2 separate regions of the Homo sapiens genome follow, and region 1 is linked to region 2. Evidence: read pairs that join two places in POLR2A ChIA-PET (ENCODE). Cell type or tissue: A673. All regions are shown on one strand. Links, peaks and the distances in the headings refer to the core of each region. The heading gives the core; the rest is flanking DNA.

The links. Peaks named below come from ENCODE experiments on the same cell type or tissue, not always from the same donor. Only the 100,000 strongest peaks of a DNase experiment are listed, where the experiment ranks them.
Region 1: POLR2A ChIA-PET joins it to region 2 with 16 read pairs; 7 of 35 experiments call an interaction of 5 or more read pairs at or near these places.

The regions. Positions count from the first base shown.
Region 1 is chr10:102,797,775-102,809,087 of GRCh38, forward strand. WBP1L (WW domain binding protein 1 like) reads left to right here. Exons shown (of 4, transcript NM_001083913.2): 2 at 219-321. It also overlaps the pseudogene RNU6-1231P. Among named protein-coding and RNA genes, the nearest start is that of CYP17A1-AS1, 29 kb to the right of the region's middle. In A673, for the core only: no CTCF peak of the experiment used is centred there; a DNase peak (open chromatin) is centred at 5,477; H3K27ac peaks cover 1,888 bases.
Region 2 is chr10:102,863,059-102,874,041 of GRCh38, forward strand. BORCS7 (BLOC-1 related complex subunit 7) reads left to right here. Exons shown (of 5, transcript NM_001136200.2): 5 at 1-1,903. AS3MT (arsenite methyltransferase) reads left to right here and starts at 6,412. Exons shown (of 11, transcript NM_020682.4): 1 at 6,412-6,535; 2 at 6,747-6,787; 3 at 7,026-7,153; 4 at 9,390-9,540; 5 at 10,039-10,175. The coding sequence starts at 6,535. BORCS7-ASMT (BORCS7-ASMT readthrough (NMD candidate)) reads left to right here. Exons shown (of 15, transcript NR_037644.1): 6 at 6,747-6,787; 7 at 7,026-7,153; 8 at 9,390-9,540; 9 at 10,039-10,175. It also overlaps the pseudogene LOC124902567. In A673, for the core only: no CTCF peak of the experiment used is centred there; a DNase peak (open chromatin) is centred at 6,403; H3K4me3 peaks cover 1,160 bases; H3K27ac peaks cover 907 bases.

The DNA of each region.
Region 1 (11,313 bases), core at 1,887-9,886, 63 kb before region 2:
ACTCCTGACCTCGCGATCTGCCTGCCTCGGCCTCCCAAAGTGCTGGCAATACAGGTGTGAGCCACCGCGCCTGGCCAAAGTTGATTTTCTTAATGGAATAAACATTGATACAAACTGTTTTGGGGGCTGGTGAATAGACAACCAGGAGGACAATGATGAGAAGGAAAGTGTTCAAAAGCTGTCATTTAATATGCTAACATGCTTTTTTAATTTTTTAGGATAAGGAAGCCTGTGTGGGTACCAACAATCAAAGCTACATCTGTGACACAGGACACTGCTGTGGACAGTCTCAGTGCTGCAACTACTACTATGAACTCTGGTGTAAGTCCTTGCTTGGGTGCCTCTCAGTATCCCAGGGTCCCAGTTACTGCCTCTGCTTAGTGGGAAACTCTGGGCATTAGCCCTTTTCGGATTCTCTTGGGGACAGTGTTGGTGAGTGGAATCTGTTTATGGGTTCCAGAAGTGCTTCCTTTGTAGAGGAAGAGAGTTCTGGTGCTCTTTGGACTTTGTTAGCTGAAGACTAGAGAATATGGTCTTAGCCAGGTCTGCTGCAGAAGCTCTTGCCTGAGGTTCTCCTGGCTGCCCTCTCCATTGTGTGCTGAGCAGCTGACAACAACTTAGATGCTTCCTTGGGCCCTCCCAGAAGCCCAGGTTTGCCTTTCTTTTTTTTTTTGACGGAGTCTCGCTCTGTCACCAGGCTGGAGTGCAGGCGCAACCTCAGCTCATTGCAGCCTCTGCCTCCCGAGTTCAACTGATTCTCCTCCCTCAGCCTCCTGAGTAGCTGGTACTACAGGTGTGCACCACCATGCCCAACTAATTTTTGTATTTTTAGGAGAGATGGGGTTTCACCGTATTGGCCAAGATGGTCTCGATCTGTTGACCTCGTGATCTGCCCGCCTTGGCTTCCCAAAGTGCTGGGATTAGAGGCGTGAGCCACCACACCTGGCTGGCTTGCTGTTTTTGCAGAGAGAGGTTGCAAGCCAAGCTACTATGAATGCCAGGCCACTCTAGATGGTCACTATGCCATTTTCTTGTAAGGACCACAGGGGCTTCCAGAATTTCCCATAGAACCTCATGGAGTGCCTCTGTTTCTGAGGGTCCTTCGGAAAGGAACAGTCTTTCCCTAGGTCCTTGCCTATAGAGGACCTTCTGGAGAAAGGGAGTCTTGAGGCTCAGCTCCTTTTATTTCTTACCCAGTTCTCACATGGAAGTTCCTGGAGGATTCTCCAGTGTACCTAACCTTTTACTGTCAGCTAAATCCCATGTGGAGGCTGGGCACAGTAGCTCACGCTTATAATCCCAGCACCCTGGGAGGCCAAGGCATGTGGATCACTTGAGCCCAAGAGTTCAATACCAGCCTGGCTAACATGGTGAAACCCCCTCTCTACTAAAAATACAAAAATTATCTGGGCATGGTGGTGTGTGCCTGCAGTCCCAGCTACTCAGGAGGCTGAGGCAGGAGAATCACTTGAACCCGGGAGGCGGAGGTTGCAGTGAGCCGAGGTTGCGCCACTGCACTCCAGCCTGGGCAACAGAGCGAGGCTCCATCTAAAAAAAAAAAAAGAAAAATGCCATGTGGAAACCATCTTTGTCTTGCCACTGGTTTGACTGAAGCCAGAACCACTTGCTTCTTCAAGTTGCACGACAGTGGTGATGGTGTTAGGGTCTTCAGGGAGTGACCCAAGGTTGCTTCAACTGACACTCTTTGTACTCTGACCTTCCTGGAACTCAGACGAGACAGTGTAGGATGCTGGACAAAGAATGAGAGGGTGTTGGGGGGGTGGTGCTTAGGACAGCGAGGCCCCAGGTGACTGACATTGCCGTAGTTCTTACAATTGTCTCTTGAGAAAGGAGACTGCAGGCGGTTTCCCCAGATGATTCTAAGCCCTCATCACTGCCTCCATTTGGAAACAGACTTCGGGTTTGTCAAACCATGACCTTGCCCCCACCATCCTATCTGCGCCTTTCCCCTTTCTCATCCCCCCCATCAACCCCTGTGTCAGTGATATGGCAAGAAAGCAGCCAGAAGGACTATTGTTTGGTCCAGAAAGGAAATTAGACTCTTGGCTGGGAGGTCTGTCCATCTGAAATGCAGTTGTATTTGTAGCCAACAGGAGTGGTTCCTCCAAACAAGACCTCTCCCTCACCCTCGCTTTTCCCTTTTGAGGACTGAGGACGGGCTCATCTGCCTTTCTGAGGAATTCCAGGAGCAGTCCAGTGCAGGAGAGCACAAGGCTCAAGATGTCCCCACCAGACCTGCAGATATATAAGCAGCAGTGAAGGAGGGCACAGTCATTGTTGCTATTTTAGAAGGGGTGGGGCTGAGAAACTTACTAGAGGACACACAGTGCCAAGCAGGTAGACAGACTCTGTTTAAATGTTTTAAAATGCAGATAACCACAGGGTTCAAATTCTCCTTCCCACCCTTTGTTAAAACAAAAGTTGAAGCTGGGCTGCCAAAAAGCCACAGAGCTGTAGTTTGTTTTTCTGGGTCCTGGCCAGGCGGCATCAGTTGTGAAAAGGAACGAAGTTGCTCATGGCCCCGTCTCAGATTGACAGAGCCTCCTGGGCTTTTGGCAGAGCCGACTCAGGAGCCACCTGAATTGGGTCACCAAAGCCAGGGCAGGGGGGTGGAGTGGTGGGGACAGGGAGACCCAGAGGGCAAGGAGGTAGTCTGGGAAAGCAGGTGCCTCACCCCAAGGGCTTAAAGAAAGTCAGAGAAAGAGCTGCATGAACGGCTAAGTGTCTCTCTAGCTACGGGCGTTTAGGAAAGGAGGCCCAGCAGAGAGCAGTGTCTAGACGGAGAGAAAAGGTGCCCCGTTAAATGAGCTGGCATGTGTTTTCCACGTTCTGGAGGCATGGGAGACATAAAAGCAAAACGCCCTTCTCAGGAAGTCCTCCGATCTCCCTCTTTATTGAGGTCATGGCTTCTGCCTGGTGTGTATGGGAGGGAGGTTGATGTTGGAACAAACACCTGAAGTTCTCATCAAAATGGCACTTTTTGTTGCTTTCAACCCTGTTCCCTCTAACTGCCTCTCAACTTTGCCTGAAGTGTGAAAGTCACGGGCTTTGGGCTGATTTCCTTCCCACCTTCCTTTGGAAAGAAAATTCCTCAGCCAGGAAATCCTTTGGCAGAGTTTTCATCAGACAGGGCAACTCCTTAACTATAGTTGCCTACAGGAAAGGCCTCCGGGAAAAAATGCCATTTCTACCCACCCTTTACCTCTACTAAACTGCATTTTCCTGTGTGCTGAGGAAAATTCTCAATTCTCACACACATACTTACACACACACACGGTTTACACAGACACACAAGCACACATAGACCTGAGCTCTGGCCGGCAACCTTTCCCACATGTCTTTTCAATGTTTCATAACCCAAACCAGTTATTGGGCCTGCATGTGTTGAGAACGGCAGATCCTGTTTAATAGGGGCAGTAGTTGAGGCTATTAAGGACCTGATCGTTGTTAGTATTATCTCCATGCATTTTTACGGCACCTGTACTTTAATTCATCATTCCATCAGTTATTCATTCAGCAAACCCTTATTCCAGTGCTCTTGAACTTTAGCAGGCATCAGAATTTCCTGAAGGGCTACCGAAAACACACACTTCTGGGCCCTACTCCCAGAGCTTTTGATTCAAAACTGAGAATTTAAAAACCTGAGAATGTGCAATTGTAACAAGTTCCTAGTTGATGCTGTGACCTCCTCTGGGCTGGAAACTGGAGAGACAGAATTCTTACCTTCAGAAGGTAATCCAGCGGGGAGGGGATAGGATGTGCATTGGCCCAAACCCCAAAGCCACTCCTCCCTGTTCTCATCCTGGGGCTCTCTCCACTCAGCAAGCTACATTTTCCAGGGAGAGATCAAAGTTGGGAATTTCTGCCCTTGAGATCATTTGGGAGAATTTCACCCAGGCATCAGTTTCCCCTGGTTTGGGCTTTAGGAGGGAGAGGGGTATGTTTCTGGACAGTGGAATTTCCCTGAAGTGACACAAAACAGGCTATTAGCAAATCCTGTCAGTGCTGCCCAACTCGTTTTTCATTTTTTATTCTCTCTCTTTTTTTCTTTCTCTCTCTCTTTCCTTTCCCTCCCTCCCATCTCCCTCCTCCTCTCTCCCCTCCCTCTCCACTCTTCCTCTCCCCTCCCTCCCCACTTTTCCTCCCCCCTCCCTCCCACCCTTCCCTACCCTTCCCCCCACCCCCACCCTTCCCCCACCCTGCCACCCCTCCCCCACCTTCCCACCCTTCCCCCCACCCTCCCCTCCCCTTCCTCCACCCTCCCCTACCCTTCCCCCAGCCTTTCCCTTTCCCCCTTCCCCCTCCTCCTTCCACCTTCTCCTTCCTTCCTTCCTTCCTTCCTTCCTTCCTCTTTTTGTGTGTGTGAGACAAGGTTTCACTCTATCACCCAGGCTGGAGTGTAGTGGTATGATCTTTGGTCACTGCAGCCTTAACCTCCTGGACTCAAGGGATCCTCCTGCCTCAGCCACTTAAGTAGCTGGGACTATGAGTATGTGCCACCATGCCCATCTAATTTTTGTATTTTTTTGTAGAGATAAGGTTTCGCCATGTTGCCCAAGCTTCGTTTTTTACCTGCCGTTTTTTTTTGTTTTGTTTTTAGTTTGTCTTAAGATACCCATTGTTAGCAAGAGCTCAGTAAATAGGAGTTGATTGAATTTCCAGTGCCAAGAACAGAACCTAAAAGCAGACTTTGGACTTGTTCCTAACCTGTGTTTCTTTTTTCCTTTTCTTTCTTGAGACAGCGTCTCACTCCCTCGCCCAGGCTGAAGTGCAGTGGCATGATCTCGCTTCCCAGGTCCAAGCGATTCTCCCACCTCAGCCTCCCAAATAGCTGGAATTACAGGTGTGCGCCAGCATGCCCAGCTAATTTTTGTATTTTTAGTAGAGATGGGGTTTCACCATGTTGGCCAGGCTGGTCTCCAAATTCTGACCTCAAGTGATCCACCTGCCTCAGCCTCCCAAAGTGCTGGGATTACAGGCATGAGCCACCACACTGGGCCCTGTGTTTCTTTATGGAATACTTTTTGGGGGTTAAAAGGGAAATTGAAAGGAAATTTTAAAGGAAACCCTGCCCATCTATGGTTAAGCCTGTAACAACAACAATAAACACACTAAGAACTTACCATACATCAGGCATAGTTCTGCGTATACTACATATATTAACTCATTTAGTCCTCACAGTGACCAGATAAGTTAGAGACCTTTATTCTCCCCGTTTTACAGATGAGGGAAGTAAAACCAAAATGACCAAGGTCACAAAGCTAGAATATGTGTTTTTAAGCTGGGCTTTGAACCCAGGCCATCTGCCTTTTCTCTTCCACGTCTGCAGTCATGCTTGTAGGAAAGTTGGCTGGGCTTTCAGAAGAAGTTGCGAGTCTCTGACGTCTTCATTTCCCAAATTCAGGCCTTTTCCACTGTGGCAGTGGCAGGAGCTCTTGCTGAGAGCAAGGAAGGGCCAGGGGAGCCAGTCACCCACCGTCCTGCAGGATGGGAGGAGAGCTCACTTACAGTATGCTTGAGCCTCCTAATGGGGAATTTCCTGCCAGTTGAAGAGTGGTGTTTTCCCAAGTTTGTAGTGAACTCTTGGGGTTTGTAGTGTAGTCATGGGGCACATGACTCAGTTCCTACACTGGACTGTGATTGTTTTTAAAAACATGTTTTCCATTTTGCTTAGCATGACAAATGCACCCCACAGTGAACTCACAATTTTCAAAACTTGTCTTTGAGGAATGTAGTCTCTTGGTAGGTGTGTGTTTGTTGGGGAAAGGAGGGTCATATTTCTGTCTCTGGTGTGTCTTTTGTTGGGTTTTCCTTTTTTTTTTTTTTGGAGGCAGGGTCTTGCTCTGTCTGTTGCCCAGGCTGGAGTGCAGTGGCGCTATCTTGGCTCACTGCAAGCTCCGCCTCCCAGGTTCACGCCATTCTCCTGCCTCAGCCTCCCGAGTGGCTGGGACTATAGGTGCCTGCCACTACGCCCAGCTAATTTTTTGTATTTTTAGTGGAGACGAGGTTTCACTGTGTTAGCTAGGATGGTCTCCTCGTGATTCGCCCGCCTTGTCCTCCCAAAGTGCTGGGATTCTAGCCTTGAGCCACCGCGCCCAGCCAGGTTTTCCTTTTTTTTAAAGTTTTCTTCTTTGTGCTTACTTCAGCAGCACCTATACTAAAATTGGAATGATACTGAGATTAGTGTGGCCCCGGCCAAGGATAGCAGGCAAATTTGTGAAGCACTCCATAAAAAAAAGTAAAAAATGTAAAAATGAACTTTCTTCCTTGGTTTTGAAATCTAGCTAAAAGATTAAAATTTTTCCTAAGTTGGCCAGGTGTGGTGACTCACACCTGTAATCCCAGCACTTTGGGAGGCTGAGGTGGGTGGATCACTTGAGGTCAGGAGTTCGAGACCAGCCTGGCCAACATGGTGAAATGCCATCTCCACTAAAAATACAAAATTAGCTGGGTGTGGTGGTGCATGCCTGTAGTTCCAGCTACTTGGGAGGCTGAGGCAGGAGATTCGTTTGAACCCGAGAGGCGGAGGTTGCAGTGAGCCGAGATCACACCACTCCACTCCAGCCTGGGTGACAGAGCAAGACCCTGTCTCAAAAAAAAAAAAAAAAAAGCCCTTTTTTTTTTAAAAAAAAAATTATACTTCTGGTTCAGTGAATCTAGCCTTTTTCTGGATCAAGGATTCCTTTAAAAATCTGATGAACACTTTAAATTCTCTCCCCAAGAAAAACTTGTAATCACACTGCAGTAGTCAGGATAGGCTAAGTTGTGCCACAGGAACAAGCAAGTCCAAAATCCTAGTGACCTAAAAACAGCAGGTTTATTCCTCACTCACACTGTGTGTCCATCGAAGGTTGGATGAGAGTTTTGTTTCCACTTCACCATCCTCTGGGACCCAGACTGATGTGAAATCACCATCTGGGATGTTGCCAGTTGCCAAAACAGAAGGAAGACTAATGGAGGGTCTCATATTAGCAAGACACATTTTGGCCTCTAAGTGACATATATCACATCCAATCTCAATTCATTAGTTAGACTTAGTCCCAAAGCCTCACCCAGTCACAAGGGGGTCAGGAAGTTCAAGCCTACCCACATGCCTAGAAGGAGAAGAAGCAGAAATACTTGGCAAACATGAAAACCAATGCATGAGATTTTCTTTAAAACGGGGAAAACAAAACAAAACAAAACAAAACAAAAACAACCATGTTGGCCAGGTGTGGTGGCTCATACCTGTAATCCTAGCACTTTGGGAGCCAAGGTGGGAGGATTACTTGAAGCCAGGAGTTTGAGAGCAGCCTGGGCAACAAAGTGAGACCACCCCCCTATATCTACAAAAAATTTAAAAATTAGCCAGGTGTGGTGTGCACCTGTAGTCCTAGCTACTAGAGAGGCTAAAGTGGGCTCCTTGAGCCCAGGAGTTGGAGGCTGTAGTGAGTTCTGGTCTCTACTGTACTCCAGCCTGGGTGACAGAGTAATACCTGTCTCAAAAATTTATTTTAATTAAATTTTTTAAAAAATTGTAAAAGCTGTGAAATAGATCATATATATTGCAGTATAAAAGTTAGAAGTTGGTTTACCTTTAGGTAGAGAACTATTGAAAAAATGACTGGTGGCCAGGTAAAAAACTAGTAGAGTTAGATGCTGGCTATCTTTTTTTTTTTTAGAGATGGGATCTCGCTGTGTTACCCAGGCTGACCTCACAAGAAGCAATCCTCTCATCTCAGCCTCCCAAGTAGCTAGGATTTTAGTTGTGAGCCACTGCGCCAAGCAGATGCTGATTACCTAACGGGAGAATGTACTTTTAAAATTTTAAAGTTTGGCCATCTCTGGTATTTCACACCTGTAATCCCAGCACTTTGGGAGGCTGAGGCAGGGGGATTGCTTGAGACCAGAGTTTGTTTGAGACCAGCCTGGGCAACCTTGTGAGACCTCATCTCAACAACAACAACAACAAAATTAGTGGGGTGTGGTGGTGCATGCCCGTAGTCCCAGCTACTCAGGAGGCCAGAGCGGGAGGATCACCTGAGCCCAGGAGATCAAGGCTGCAGTGAGCTGCGTTCACACCACTGCACTCTACCCTGGGTGACAGTGAGACCTTGTCTCTTAAAAATAAGTTAAAAAAAATTGGCCTGGCACGGTGGCTCACACCTGTAATCCCAGCACTTTGGGAGGCTGAGGCGGGCGGATCACTTGAGCTCAGGATTTTGAGACCAGCCTGGCCAACATGGTGAAACCCTGTCTCTACTAAAAATACAAAAAAAAAAAAACCAATTAGATGGGTGTAGTGGCACGCACCTGTAGTTGCAGCTGCTGAGGAGGCTGAGGCACAAGAATCACGTGAGCCTGGGAGGCGGAGGTTGCAGTGAGCTGAGTTCCCTTGCCACTCCAGCCTAAGCGACAGAATGAGACCCTGTCTCAAAAAATAAATAAATAACAATAAAGTAAAAAAAAAAAAAGTTATAAAGTAACACAGAAGTATAATGGACTGTGAGATTACACTGAGAAAGTAAGAGAAGTATAGGTAATACAAAATGGTTGTCAGCCCAGAATAATTTAGACTTGACTCCGAAATACACATGCAGCCAGGTTCTTAAGCAGAGTGTCCACCCCAACAACCCTAGGAGATGTTATCAAACTGCATCTGTAGCCAGTTTCACCTCCATAACTCCTTTCCAGCCTCTCCACCCTTCTGCAAGGGTTCCTCTGCCAGTGTCTACTCTTAAGTCAGCCAGAATTCATAAAGAAAGAAACATAAGTTAAGCAAGTTTGACTAGTGAACCGGGAAAGACCAAAAAGGAGACTGCTAAGTTCACTTTATGGTCTCTGGTTAGGAATGGATTTTCCTGTCTGCTGATGGGTAACAGGGAAAAAAATCCTCTGTCTGTTCTCTTGCTGCAAGGCTGCAGCATGAAGCTTTGGTTGAACAGCGATACCCACTGAAAGCAATTAAGTGCCGTGGAATGGTACTGCCAGCCTGCCGGGGCTGGGGGGCATGTCACTGTCCTGCCCCACTTGGTGGAGGGCAGCTTTGTGAGGAGATTCAATGGGGGCATTCCAGGGGGACAGAGAAAGAGCTGTCGCCAGATGCCACACCCTAAATGCCAAGGGATCTTTTGGAAAATTGTGTATATACAAATAAGGGGGAAAAACATCAAGGATTTATTCATTTTTACAAGTCTGTTTTGTGGGGGAGGGAGGCATTTTTTTCTTTTTTTAAACAAGGTTAACTTGATTTAACTCATTCTGACAAGAGATACATGTGGAACTACTTTTAAAATTTTAAACACAAATTTATAATTACAAAGCAGATGATAAAAAATACACATAGCATTTGGAATGGAAAACAATGGAAGTTTTTCAAGAATAGAGAACAAACAATATTATCTATTCTCATTTAGTAACAACTCATCTTAAAATTATTCCTTTGATACATTTTTAGTTGAGAAAAAAATATTCTTTTTACTACAGAGAAGCACATGTCCATCTTAGAAAAATTAGGAAATAGAACAAAGGAGCAGGTACTGTCTGTCATCCAGAGTTACCCCATGGTTAGAGCTTCCTGACCATACCCCTCCTTTTTCTGTCCATATATACTTTTTTTTTTAAGACTGAATCTCACTCGGTTGCCAGGCTGGAGTGCAGTGGCGTGATCTCAGCTCACTGCAACCTCCCCTCCTGGGTTCAAGCGATTCTCAGCCTCCCAAGTAGCTGGGACTATAGGTGTGTGCCACCATGCCCAGCTAATTTTTGTATTTATTTTTAGTAGAGATGGGGTTTCACCATGTTGGCCAGGATGGTCTCGATCTCTTGATGTCGTGATCCGCCCACCTTGGCCTCCCAAAGTGCTGGGATTACAGGGTGTGAGCCCCTGCGCCCAGCCATACGTACTTTTTTTAAGCAAAAGTTAGGATCATATTTTATTTTGTCATCTGCTTTTTTTCATTTAATATCAGAAACTCTTTGTATGTCAAAAATAATATTATGTGAGTAATTTTTTAATGATTCATATTATTTCATTGTATAGCCATATTCCTAGAGGAATTTAAAAACCTACCCAGAAATTATTGATTAAAAAAAAAAAGCTAGCCAAAGTAAAATTAGTCATAGATATTTTTAAAATTTAATTTGTTTTGGCCGGGCGCGGTGGCTCACACCTGTAATCCTAGCACTTTGGGAGGCTGAGACGTGAGGATCTCTTGAGCCCAGGGTTCAAGACCAGCCTGGGCAACACAGGGAGAAAGCCAGGCATGGTGGCATATGCTTGTAGTCCCAGCTACTCAGAAGGTGGAGGTGGGAGGACAGCTTGCGCCCAGAAGGTTGAGGCTTCGGTTGAGCTGTGATCGCACCACTGTACTCCATCCTGGGTGACAGAGCAAGACCCTGTCTCAGAAAAAAAGAAAATTAATTTGTTTCTAGTTTTATATTTTGAAAGAAAATAATCAAAAGAAGAAAATTTAAATTTCTTATTCTGTCATTTAAAGATGTCATTATTTTTGTTTTCCTTTCAGTTCTTTCCCCCTCGTGCGTATATGTGTATGTGTGTTATGTGAAAAGCAAAATTCCTCATTAATTAAAAAAAAAATTTAAAAGCCTTTTGTGCCACACATTTAAAAATTGGAGAGGAGGTCTTATATTGGGGTTTGCTGAGATTCTCTGAGTATGATCCCAGAGACAGCACAGAGGGAAGTAAAGAGCTGTGGGGCTTGGCCTCTGTTCCGCCACCCTTCCCTGGAGCAGGGAGGAAGAAGCGGCTGCTAATGGCCCTGCATCTACTGCAAGGGCAGGCCAAAGGGAGGGAGAGTTGATTGTGGCAGTGGGAGATGGAATTGTACCCGATTAGGATTATGTCGAGAGCAGAGGAAATCATTTACACTCTCTAGGGAGGAGATGGACCTGAGGCAATTAGAATTTTTCCACCTCTAACTTTAGTGATTCTTGTATTACAGAGGCATACATGATAGAGAAAAGCACCTGATTTTTTTGATGCTATCAGGAGAATCATAAGACTTCTTTTGTCAGGGGGCCCCTCTGAGGCCCCTTGCAAGTGCTGATCTTCTGAGTTGCGGGGGAGGGGAGATGGGCACTAAGAAAGTGAAGCATTTTCTCAGAAATCTCTTAAGAGAGGAGGAGGAGACCATCCCAGAAGGTCTGCATATTTAATGCTCACAAAACCTATAATACGGGGGGACCCATCAGTGGTGCTGGAGAGATGCCTTGGCACTTGTGCCTTCCCCCAAGGTGCTGGAGGCGTCCTGGAGTGAGAGACCTGCTTTGCTGTCATCATTCTGTTTTGTT
Region 2 (10,983 bases), core at 1-8,000:
GGCGCGGTAGCTCACGCCTGTAATCCCAGCACTTTGGGAGGCCGAGGCGGGTGGATCACGAGGTCAGGAGTTCGAGACCAGCCTGGCCAAGATGGTGAAACCCCGTCTCTACTAAAAATACAAAGAATTAGCTGGGCGTGGTGGCGGGCGCCTGTAATCCCAGCTACTCGGGAAGCTGAGGCAAGAGAATCGCTTGAACCCAGGAGGTGGAGGTTGCAGTGAGCCAAGATCGCGCCACTGCACTCCAGCCTGGGCGACAGAGTGAGATTCCATCTCCAAAAAAAAAAAAAGAAAAAAAAAAGAAAAGTTCTGTGTTGATGTACAGTTTCTCCTAAGAAGAAGCGAGGTGGTTGAATTTTGGAAGCACTTCTTGAATCGGATTAACCCATGCTCTTATTGAATTTTTTCATCTGCTCTGTTTAGTTTGATATTAAAGCAAAATTAAGAGGTCTTAGTTTTTCCTATAGAACTTTTAATATGTCAAAAGCTATATTGTCTAAATTTCAGTACTTAAGCAAATACTGAGTAGTGTTTTAAATTCAGAAATAGAGCTTCTATTATGAACACATGAGAATGATTTTTTTCTCTTAATCATTATTAAGGAAATATTTTAATTTCATGGTCATATAATGGTGATAAGTAATACCTGATTGTTTCCTTTTCTGTTCTAGTAACTCAGAGGAGATACGTGTTTTATTTGTGATAGCAAATTCCTAAATGAACATTAGGCAAGTGGTATCATTATCAGGCCAGCTGCAGCCTCTTGCCTTGACCTGCATTCCTAGAATTTCTTTGTTGCTGTAATTCTTGATTAAGTGACCTTGACTTTCATTTTGTAATTTTGCTAATCATCAGCAAATTCACTTGCATGACGTTACTGCCAAATATGAAGGCAGTTGAATTATTATGAGTGATTGTGGCAGAGGTTTGTGCCATGGTGAAAACTTTGATGTTTGTCTGTGTTCATTGGATCCATCTTTTTAAATGACATTACCATGAGTCTGTTGTCAAACCTAAATATCTTTGTTTGAATTTAAAATGGGACTCTATATTGTTGTAGTTCAGGTCTTCATTGACTAAGAGATTGAGAGAAATCTGACATAAGAAAATATTGTTTTCACTGCAGGAATAAAGAGGAAGTAACAGTGAATCCAATATAGTTCATATTGTTATTGTCCAATCATCAAGTTAACTAAGCATTATCAGATTACGTTTATTTCTCATACATATGGATATTAACTTAAGGTAAAAAAGCTGGATGTGAAGGATCTGAAAAGGCATTAATTTATGTACTAATTCTATAAACATGTATTAATAATTGCAGTATTATTAAATACAGATGGACTCAATGTACCTTTGAAAAGACCACTAATTTAGAAAACAAAGCTAAGTGCAGTCATTACAAGAAGCAAAGAAATACTTAAGTTAGAAAAAAATTAAAATGAAGGGATGGTCTAAGTTTTCTTCATGCTGGAACAAATGTTAAAGAAGCAGTGATTGCTTACAATGTATGTGATAAAATAATACCTTTCACAATCAAAATTTTAATAGTAAATATAAGATAAAATTTATATTAAATAATGAAAACGTATTTGTACTGAATTTAGTCACTAGAGAACATCGTAACAAAATACATGAAACAAAAGTAGCCAGAAATGTTAGAACAGGTGGAAATGTATACATTATTTGATGGTTTGTTTTTTTATGGAAATAAACAACATACATAGAATTAAATGGTGATCAAAAACATGGAAAAAATACTTCACTAAATAACGTCTAAGTTGTAGAGGTTGTGCCGGAAGATAATATTTTTAAAATAACAAATGTTCAAATGCCATAAAAGAAAATTTGTGTGATAATACCAAAGCAGTACTATAAGAAAATAAGCATGCTTTAAATCCCTGTATTAGGGATAGAGTGGAAATATTTTTGTTTTTTTTAAGGGGTATATAGTTAGAATTTAGAAAGAATGGAAATGGAAATAATAAAACTAAACAAATTAGAAAAAAATAACAAATTAGAAAAAATAAAAAGTATTAAGTAGTTCTTGTAGATTAAATGGGTAAAGTGTCAGCTCAGCCAGAAAAGTACAAATTAGTAAATTCGTAATTGAATAGGCAATACATAAAATCAATGAGATTTGAAAAGAGTTATCAGTTTGCTGCAAAAAATGTGATTAATATATGCCCAGCTCCTTATAAAGATAAAAAATTATGAAACTGACACTTTTAACAGAGAATATTCCAGATTGGTTATGAGAAATAACCCACAAACTAAGAATAACCAATTAAAATGGCATTTGCTTGTGAAAGCTTTCATGAGACTTTTCCAAACTGTCAAAGAACATATACTCCTGGCCGGGTGTGGTGGCTCACGCCTGTAATCCCACCACTTTGGGAGGCCGAGGCAGGCGGATCACAGAGTCAGGAGTTCGAGACCAGCCTGGCCAACATGGTGAAACCCCGTCTCTACTTAAAAAATACAAAAATTAACCAGGCATGGTGGCACATGCCTGTAATCCCAGCTACTCAGGAGGCTGAGACAGGAGAATTGCTTGAACCCAGGAGGCAGAGGTTGCAGTGAGCCGAGATCGAGCCACTGCACTCCAGCCTGGGTGGCAGAGCAAGACTCCATCTCAAAAAACAAAACAAAACAAAACAAAAAACCCCTATACTCCCAAAATATAGAAAATGATCATAAGACACTAATTCATTTAATGAAGTAAACAGGATTTTCATTTTAAAAATAAAATTATGTAAGAAAGATGATGCAAGAGGATGTAAGATAATGTAGGTGATTTTTTTATGAGTATAGATGCAAAAATCCGAATAAAATCTTAGAAAACTGAATAGAGAAATATTTTGAATAATTGTTCATGTAACTCCAGAATTTCAAAGTTGATGTAATAGTTACAAAACACATTACATTAATAAGAAATAATAAAATCTTTTGTCACTATAATATATACCAAAAAGGCATTTAAAATACACTTTCTATTTCAAAAAAACTAAAAGAATTTTTTAAAAGGGTATGTTTTAAAACCCAACATAATATTTGATGAAGAAGAGTCGTATAAAACCCCAGAATATTAGAGCTGTATGGGGCCTTAAAAGTTATTAAATTCTGGCCCCATGTTTTACAGATGAAAAAAACACAGCCAGGAAGATGAAATGACTTACCCAAGGTCACTGAGCTTGATGGTAGGTCTTTTGACTACTAGTCTGGCTCTATTACCTGTTAGTTTCCTTATGCATAGAAACAAGGGTGCCACCTTCATTACTAGTCTTCAACATAATACTAAAGAGCTCTTAGAAAAGGAAAGGATCTTGAAGTAGCTGAATCCAATCCATTTGCCCCTGCTTCTGCATCTCAGGTGAGCCATCATCCAGTCATTCATCTGCTTCTGCTTCCGATATTTGGGGAATCCTTTACTTAGGAGTGCTGATCCTTTTGGAAATCTCCACTTCTTGAAAGATGGTTCTGTGTAATTAACCAAAATCTGCCTTTCTGGATAATCCTGGAATTGTCACTCCAGTAGCTTCCAAGATAGAATGTGTGACGGTGTGCACAGGCCTCTGTTAAAGGGTAGGGGAGAAAATTTCTATGTATGTTAGTTTTTTATCTTAAAAAAATTAGCTTTTGTGAGGCTGGGCGTGGTGGCTCACGCCTGTAATCCCAGCACTTTGGGAGGCCGAGGCGGGCAGATCACGAGGTCTGGAGATTGAGACCGTCCTGGCTAACACAGTGAAACCCCGTCTCTACTAAAAATACAAAAAATTAGCTGGGCGTGGTGGCGGGCGCCTGTAGTCCCAGCTATTCGGGAGGTGAGGCAGTAGAATGGCATGAACCCGGGAGGCGGAGCTTGCAGTGAGCTGAGATCCTGCCACTGCACTCCAGCCTGGGTGACAGAGCGAGACTCTGTCTCAAAAAAATAAAAAAGCTTTTGCCAATATTTAAAATATGACTTGATGTGAGAGTCTTAATTTCTTCTACGCAGTATACAGATATATAGCATTCCTGTCATTTAGCAGGGGTGATAGTAAAACAAAAAAACAAAAAACCCCACAAAACCTGTGGTGAGGCACTGACCAATCAGAATGATTGATGGTCACAGTCTGGTCCAAAATTAGCCCCCACACCAGACACCATGGAGGAAAAGTGAGAGTAACTCAATTTAAGTTGACAGTGGTTTGTTTTATTGCAGTTTATCTGTGTGTGAATAGGTAGATTTAAGGATTGTTGGCCAGGTGTGGTGGCTCACACCTGGAATCCCAGCACTTTTAGGAGGCAGAGGCAGGCGGATCACTTGAGATCAGGAGTTCGAGACAGCCTGGCCAACATGGTGAAACCCTGTCTCTACTAAAAATACAAATTAGCCAGGCATGGTAGTGCATGCCTGTAATTCCAGCTACTTGGGAGGCTGAGGCAGGAGAATCGCTTGAACCGGGGAGGCAGAGGTTGCAGTGAGCCGAGATTGCGCCATTGCGCTCCAGCTTGGGCAACAAGAGCGAAACTCTGTCTCAAAAAAAAAAAAAAAAAAAAAGGATTGTCAAATGATTCTTGTAAGTAAACCATAAATTAAAGATAACAAAACAAGCACAAGAGAAAAATGATACAGCCCTTTCCTTGACCTCTCACTAATCTGCCCTTTTAAGATAAAGATATCATTTTAACTATGAGAAGGTAACTGCTTTTCTAAAGGAGCTCATTTTATGAAGATAATATTTTGAAAACTAATATTTAGGAGTGTTTTCACCATTCTATGATTGCCCAAAAACTAAGTGATACTTATAAAAACACTAAGTTTTATACATATACTAGTTGGAAATATTCCAAGCTGTAGAAATATTCCAACAAGGATTATTTCCATGGGGTTAATTTGTTAAAAATATAAAAGACACCACCTTTCTATTAATTTGTAACAACTAATTGACATCAGAGAAGATGAAAATTTACTAGCTGGATATCAACCAGATTTTTGTATTATTGGCAACTGAGATTGAAAAATGAATGAAAGAGTCTACTTCATCCATTTAGATATCCTTTCACTTGGATCTCCCTGTTTCCTTACTGTCCTAATGAATAGAAATGATCGTTACAAGCTGGGCATGGTGGCTTGCACCTGTAGTCCCAGCTACTGGGGAGGCTGAGGAGGGAGGATGGCTTGAGGCCAGAGTTGAAGGATCCAGAGATGATTGCGCAGTGACGCTAAGCTTGGGCCACAGAGTTGAGACCCTGTCTCTAAAAATTTTTTTTTAATTTAAATTATAAAAAGAGAAATGCTTGTTACAACCACAAAGGGAAACAAGATATACACATATAATTGTGGAAGTAAAAATAAATAATTTAAAAATACTTTTGGGTGCTCGCTTCGGCAGCACATATAGTTGGAATGATAGAGAAGATTTGCATGGCCCCTGCGCAAGATGACATACAAATTCGTGAAGTGTTCCATATTTAAAAAAACAAAAAATACTTTTGGGCCTGGCACTGTGGCTCATGCCTGTAATCCAAACACTTTGGGAGGCTGAGGCGGGCGGATTGCTTGAACCCAGGAGTTGGAGACCAGCCTGGACAACATGGTGAAATCCCGTCTCTATAAAAAAATACAAAAATTAACCAGGTGTGGTGGTGCACGCCTGTAATCCAAGGTACTTGGGAGGCTGAGGCGGGAGGATCGCTTGAGCCAGGAGGTTGGGCCTGGGTAACAGAGACCGTCTCAAAAAAATTTAAAAATTAAAAAAAAAACTTTCTGCAAGATGAAGTGACAATACCTGGAAAATACATGTGACTTGACCAAAAATTACTATAGGTGAAAATAAATTTAGCAAAGTTGCTTTCCTAAATACAACCCAAAATAGACTGGGAACAGCTACATACTGTTAATGGTTCCCTCTATGTGACATTCTAGAAAAGGCAGAACTATAGGGAGGGAAAACATCTGTGGTTGCCCAGGAGCTAGGGGTGGGAAGAGGGAATTTACTACAAAGAGGCACGAAGAAACTTGTGGGCCAGAGCTATTTTGGTCTCCGTTTTGGTGATGTATATACGTTTGCCAGAGTTCACAGAACTGCACACTGAAGAAAGATGGATTTCACGGAATGTGAATTATATCTCAACAAACTTGACTTCAAAAAACAGATCGAGAAAAGATGATTCTATTCCCAAAAAGGGGGAGGGGGGAAGATCATTATATAGGTGAGTGTTCATTTAAATCAGAGTACGAGATTTATCCGTGAAAATCGCAGTGGAGCGAACAAGGGGGATGCTGATACCGACCTCCTGGTTGGAAAGCCTGTAGAGCAGCGCGGATGACAGTGGAACAGCGGGTCAGGCGGTGGGCGCCTGAGCGAGGGGCTAGAGCGGGATGGGCGGGCGGAGCAAGCCTGCCAGCCTGGGCGGGGCCTCGGCACAGGAGCTGGCTGCGGGAGCCCGCCGTCCTGAGTCGCAGGCCGAGGAGACAGTGAGTGCGCGCCCTGAGTCGCAGGCCGAGGAGACAGTGAGTGCGCGCCCTGAGTCGCAGGCCGAGGAGACAGTGAGTGCGCGCCCTGGGCGCCCCGCCCCAGCCCCCAGCCCCTTCCCTGGGCCCCCGCAAGGCGGGAACGCGAGCGCCTCCCCCGAGCTGTGTCTCGAGACCTTTGTCCTCCCCTCACCCCTCGGCCCGCTGCCTGCCCTTTACTGGCCCCCTCCCTCATGCCCGTCCCTCAGCACCCTCTCCTTTCAACTAACTTTCCCGCTCCCGACAGTGGCTGCACTTCGTGACGCTGAGATACAGAAGGACGTGCAGGTGAGAGCTGTAGGGCCTGGAATGGCCCAAGTGGAGCCTAGGCTAATGGAAGTCTGGCCTGGCCCGCACCCTGTCCCCCGGGACTCCTGGAGTCGGGGTAGGGCAGGGTCTAGGCTTCGACCTTTCCAGGGAACTGAGGTCGGCCAAGTGGAGGTGGAGGTGGTGACGGAGCCCTCGCGCTGCAGTCACAGCTCTTCTCCCTCTCTACCCCTCACTCCACTGTGGGACGCTGGGTCAGACCTACTACGGGCAGGTGCTGAAGAGATCGGCAGACCTCCAGACCAACGGCTGTGTCACCACAGCCAGGCCGGTCCCCAAGCACATCCGGGAAGCCTTGCAAAATGTACACGAAGAAGTAGCCCTAAGGTAGAGTGCCCTGTGCTGTCCCCAGGAAGACCCCAAACAGCAGTTTTCCCAAAAGATAATGATGCAGGTCACTAGGGAATTAACCCGTAGCCACCAACCCATCAGCTTGCCTTGTCTATTGTAAAAATCCTAAATCTCAGCACCCATCATCTTACTGCTCTAAGAACCTCCGATGAGTCTGGGCGCGCCAGTGAGCCTGTAGTCCCAAGTGCTTGGGAGGCTGAGGCAGAGGATCGCGTGAGCCCAGAAGTTACAGGCTGTAGTGTGCGATCCGGGATGTGAATAGCCACTGCACTCCAGCTTGGTCAACATAGCCAGATGCATCTCTAAAATAAATGCGTACTTTAAAAAAATTGCCTAAAAAAAAGAACCTCCAGCGTGAACACTCTGTAGTCCCTACCCATGCTCACAGAATACAGTCACACTCACTGGATCTGCCATTCAAGATATGCGCAGTTCAGCACCCACTAATCAACCTTGGCCCTTTTGACCCTTCCCTTCCTCACTCCATCAGCACTGCCTGCCCAGCCGGCAGTCACCAATTTGGAAGGTCTTCCCTTTTCTTTTTCCTTCCCAACCCTGCGCATCCAGCACCACGCTGCTGTCCCACCTACTGCATGGAGCCTTCTCTAATCCTTGAGCGGCCTCTTCCCCAAACTGCCACAGCACTCTGTCACTCGGTCTGTCCGTAAATCACGGGAAGTGTTTTCTGTGCACGATGTTTTATCTCGCCTCTCAAATACACCTACGCGGCGGGGAGCGGTGGCTCACGTCCGTCATCCCAGAACTTGGGAGGCCAAGGCAGGTAGATCACTTGAGGTCAGAAGTTCAAGACCGACCTGGTCAACATAGTGAAACCCTGTCTCTACTGAAAATACAAAAATTAGCTGGGTGTAGTGGGGCACGCCTGTAGTCCCAGCTACTTGGGAGGCTGAGGGAGGAGAATCACTTGAACGTGGAAGGCGGAGGTCGCAGTGAGCGGAGATTGTGCCACTGCACTCCAGCCTGGGCAACAGAGAAAAACTCAGTCAAAACAAAACAAAACAAAAAAAAGGCCGGGGGTGGTGGCTTATGTCTGTAATCCCAGCACTTTGGGAGGCCGAGGCGGGAGGATCACGAGGCCAGGAGATCGAGACCATCCTGGCTATCATGGTGAAACCCCGTCTCTACTAAAAATACAAAAATATTATCCGGGTGTGGCGGCACGCGCCTGTAGTTCCGGCTGCTGGGGAGGCTGAGGCAGGAGAACGGCGTGAACCCGGGAGGCGGAGCTTGCAGTGAGCTGAGTTCGAGCCACTGCACTCCAGCCTGGGTGACAGGGCAAGACTCCGTCTCAAAAAAAAAAAAAAAAAAAAAAAAAAAAAAAATTAGCCAGGAGTGGTGGCAGGCGCTCGTAGTCCTAGCTACTCGGGAGGCTGAGGTAGGAGAATGGTGTCAACCCGGGAGGCGGAGCTTGCGGTGAGCTGAGATCGCGCCACTGCACTCCAGCCTGGGCGACAGAGCGAGACTCCGTCTCAAACAAAACAAAACAAAACAAAACAAAACAAATCAAAACAAAAAACGCCTATGGGACAGAAACCTTACATTTTTTCCTCAATAACTAGCGCAGTCCTGGGCCTGAATTAGAAGCTCAGCTAATGATTAAATGTATTTATTCAACACATTATTTTATTTTATTTATTTATTTTTGAGACGGAGTCTCACTCTGTCCCTTAGGCTGGAGTGCAGTGGCGCCATCTCTGCTCACTGCAACCTCTGCCTCCTGGGTTCAAGCCATTCTCCTGCCTCAGCCTCCCGAGGAGCTGGGATTACAGGTACCTGCTACCGTGCCCAGCTGATTTTTTGGTATTTTTAGTAGAGACAGGGTTTCACTATGTTGGCCAGGCTGGTCTCCAACTCCTTGCCTCAAGCGATCCGCCTGCCTTGACCTCCCAAAGTGCTGTGATTATAGGCGTGAGCCACCGCGCCCAGCCTGAACACATTATTTTAGATGGCTTATGAAGTCTTAGTGCCTAGCACATGCCCAACAATACTGTGGTAAAGCAGATACAGTCCCAGCCTTCATGGGTGTCCAGTTCAGTGGAGACTAAACATCAGAAGTATGAGTGAATGATGCAAGAAAGAAGGAAGGAAGGAAGGAACGGAGGGAGGGAGGGAGGAGGGAAGTATGTATAAGATTTAGTGGTTTCATGTCTTACAGTCTCCAGGGAAAAAATATGTGTTTTCCATTTCCCAGATATTATGGCTGTGGTCTGGTGATCCCTGAGCATCTAGAAAACTGCTGGATTTTGGATCTGGGTAGTGGAAGTGGCAGAGATTGCTATGTACTTAGCCAGCTGGTTGGTGAAAAAGGACACGTGACTGGAATAGACATGACCAAAGGCCAGGTGAGGCATGATTTGGAAGACAAGGAGAAAAAGATTCTCAAAAGCATTATTTGAAAAATAAAGTTGTTTTCTTCGTGGCTCTTCAAGGATAATTTAAGAAAGCTTCTAGTTAGCAATGCTCATTTGTGCCACTAGTGCTTCCTGTCTTGGAAACTGATAACTTGAACAATTAGGGGTTCTTCTGGGCGAACACAAGAGTCGGAGGTTTGCTCTGATATGAATATCGTGACGATAGAGTGGACTTTGATCTTTCCCTTCTTGCTGCCATCTATCCTGAAAGATTTTGTTATTGAATGAGGAGTTTATTCAAGCCAAACTGCACGGGCAGCAGGGAGTTTATGTCCCAGGTTGTAGTATATCCTACGTGTCCACAGGAATCTTGTATGTTTATCCAAAATAATCTAGGGGAAGTATATTCTGTTAGTGATAGGAAATTTTTAGGAAAAAGTTGTGTATTTTTTTCAAAATGTTATCAAAACTATATTTTTCTTACTTTAGGTGGAAGTGGCTGAAAAGTATCTTGACTATCACATGGAAAAATATGGCTTCCAGGCATCTAATGTGACTTTTATTCATGGCTACATTGAGAAGTTGGGAGAGGCTGGAATCAAGAATGAGAGCCATGATATTGTTGTGTAGGTCTATATTCTTACTGTTATGACTATAGCCCATTTTCTTTATTATTATTATTATTATTATTGAGATGGACTCTCGCTCTGTCACCCAGGCCAGAGTGCAGTGGCCCAATGTCAGCTCACGATAACCTCTGCCTCCCGGGTTCAACTGATTCTCTTGCCTCAGCCTCTCAAGTAGCTGGGATTATAGGCACACGCTACCACATCCAGCTAATTTTTTAAATCTTCTTTTAGTAGAGACAGGGTTTCACCATGTTGGCCAGGCTGGTCTCAAACTCCTGATCTCAGGTGATCCACCCGCTTCCACCTCCCAAAGTGCTGGGATTACAGGTGTGAGGCACTGTGCTCAGCCCTCATTTCCTTTTGAACACAGAGATGTCACTATTACTGTTTGCTGAATTGACTCTCATTTAGGGTGTTAAACTAAACTTAGCATGGCTTACTAATGGGAGAGAGCTGGTTTGAGCTGCTGGAGCTCACCAGCAGCAGAACACACCAGACCAAGAGGGAACTTACTTGAAACTTAACCACAAACCAATGAACCCAAAAGACCAGCAGGACCACTAAGTTTGCTCCTACAATACATGCTGACCTGTATCTTTCATAATATTTTCATGGTAAATTATAGGATTCTATTTCCTTTTTTCCCTCAAGTTGTTATTGTCAAATCATGCCCAAGTGACAGCTGCCTTTGAGGAACATAGCCTGTTTACGTGAAGCATAAGAAATGCCTTGTGCCGGCCAGGTGCGGTGGCTCACGCCTATAATCCCAGCATTTTGGGAGGCCGAGGCAGGTGGATCACGAGGT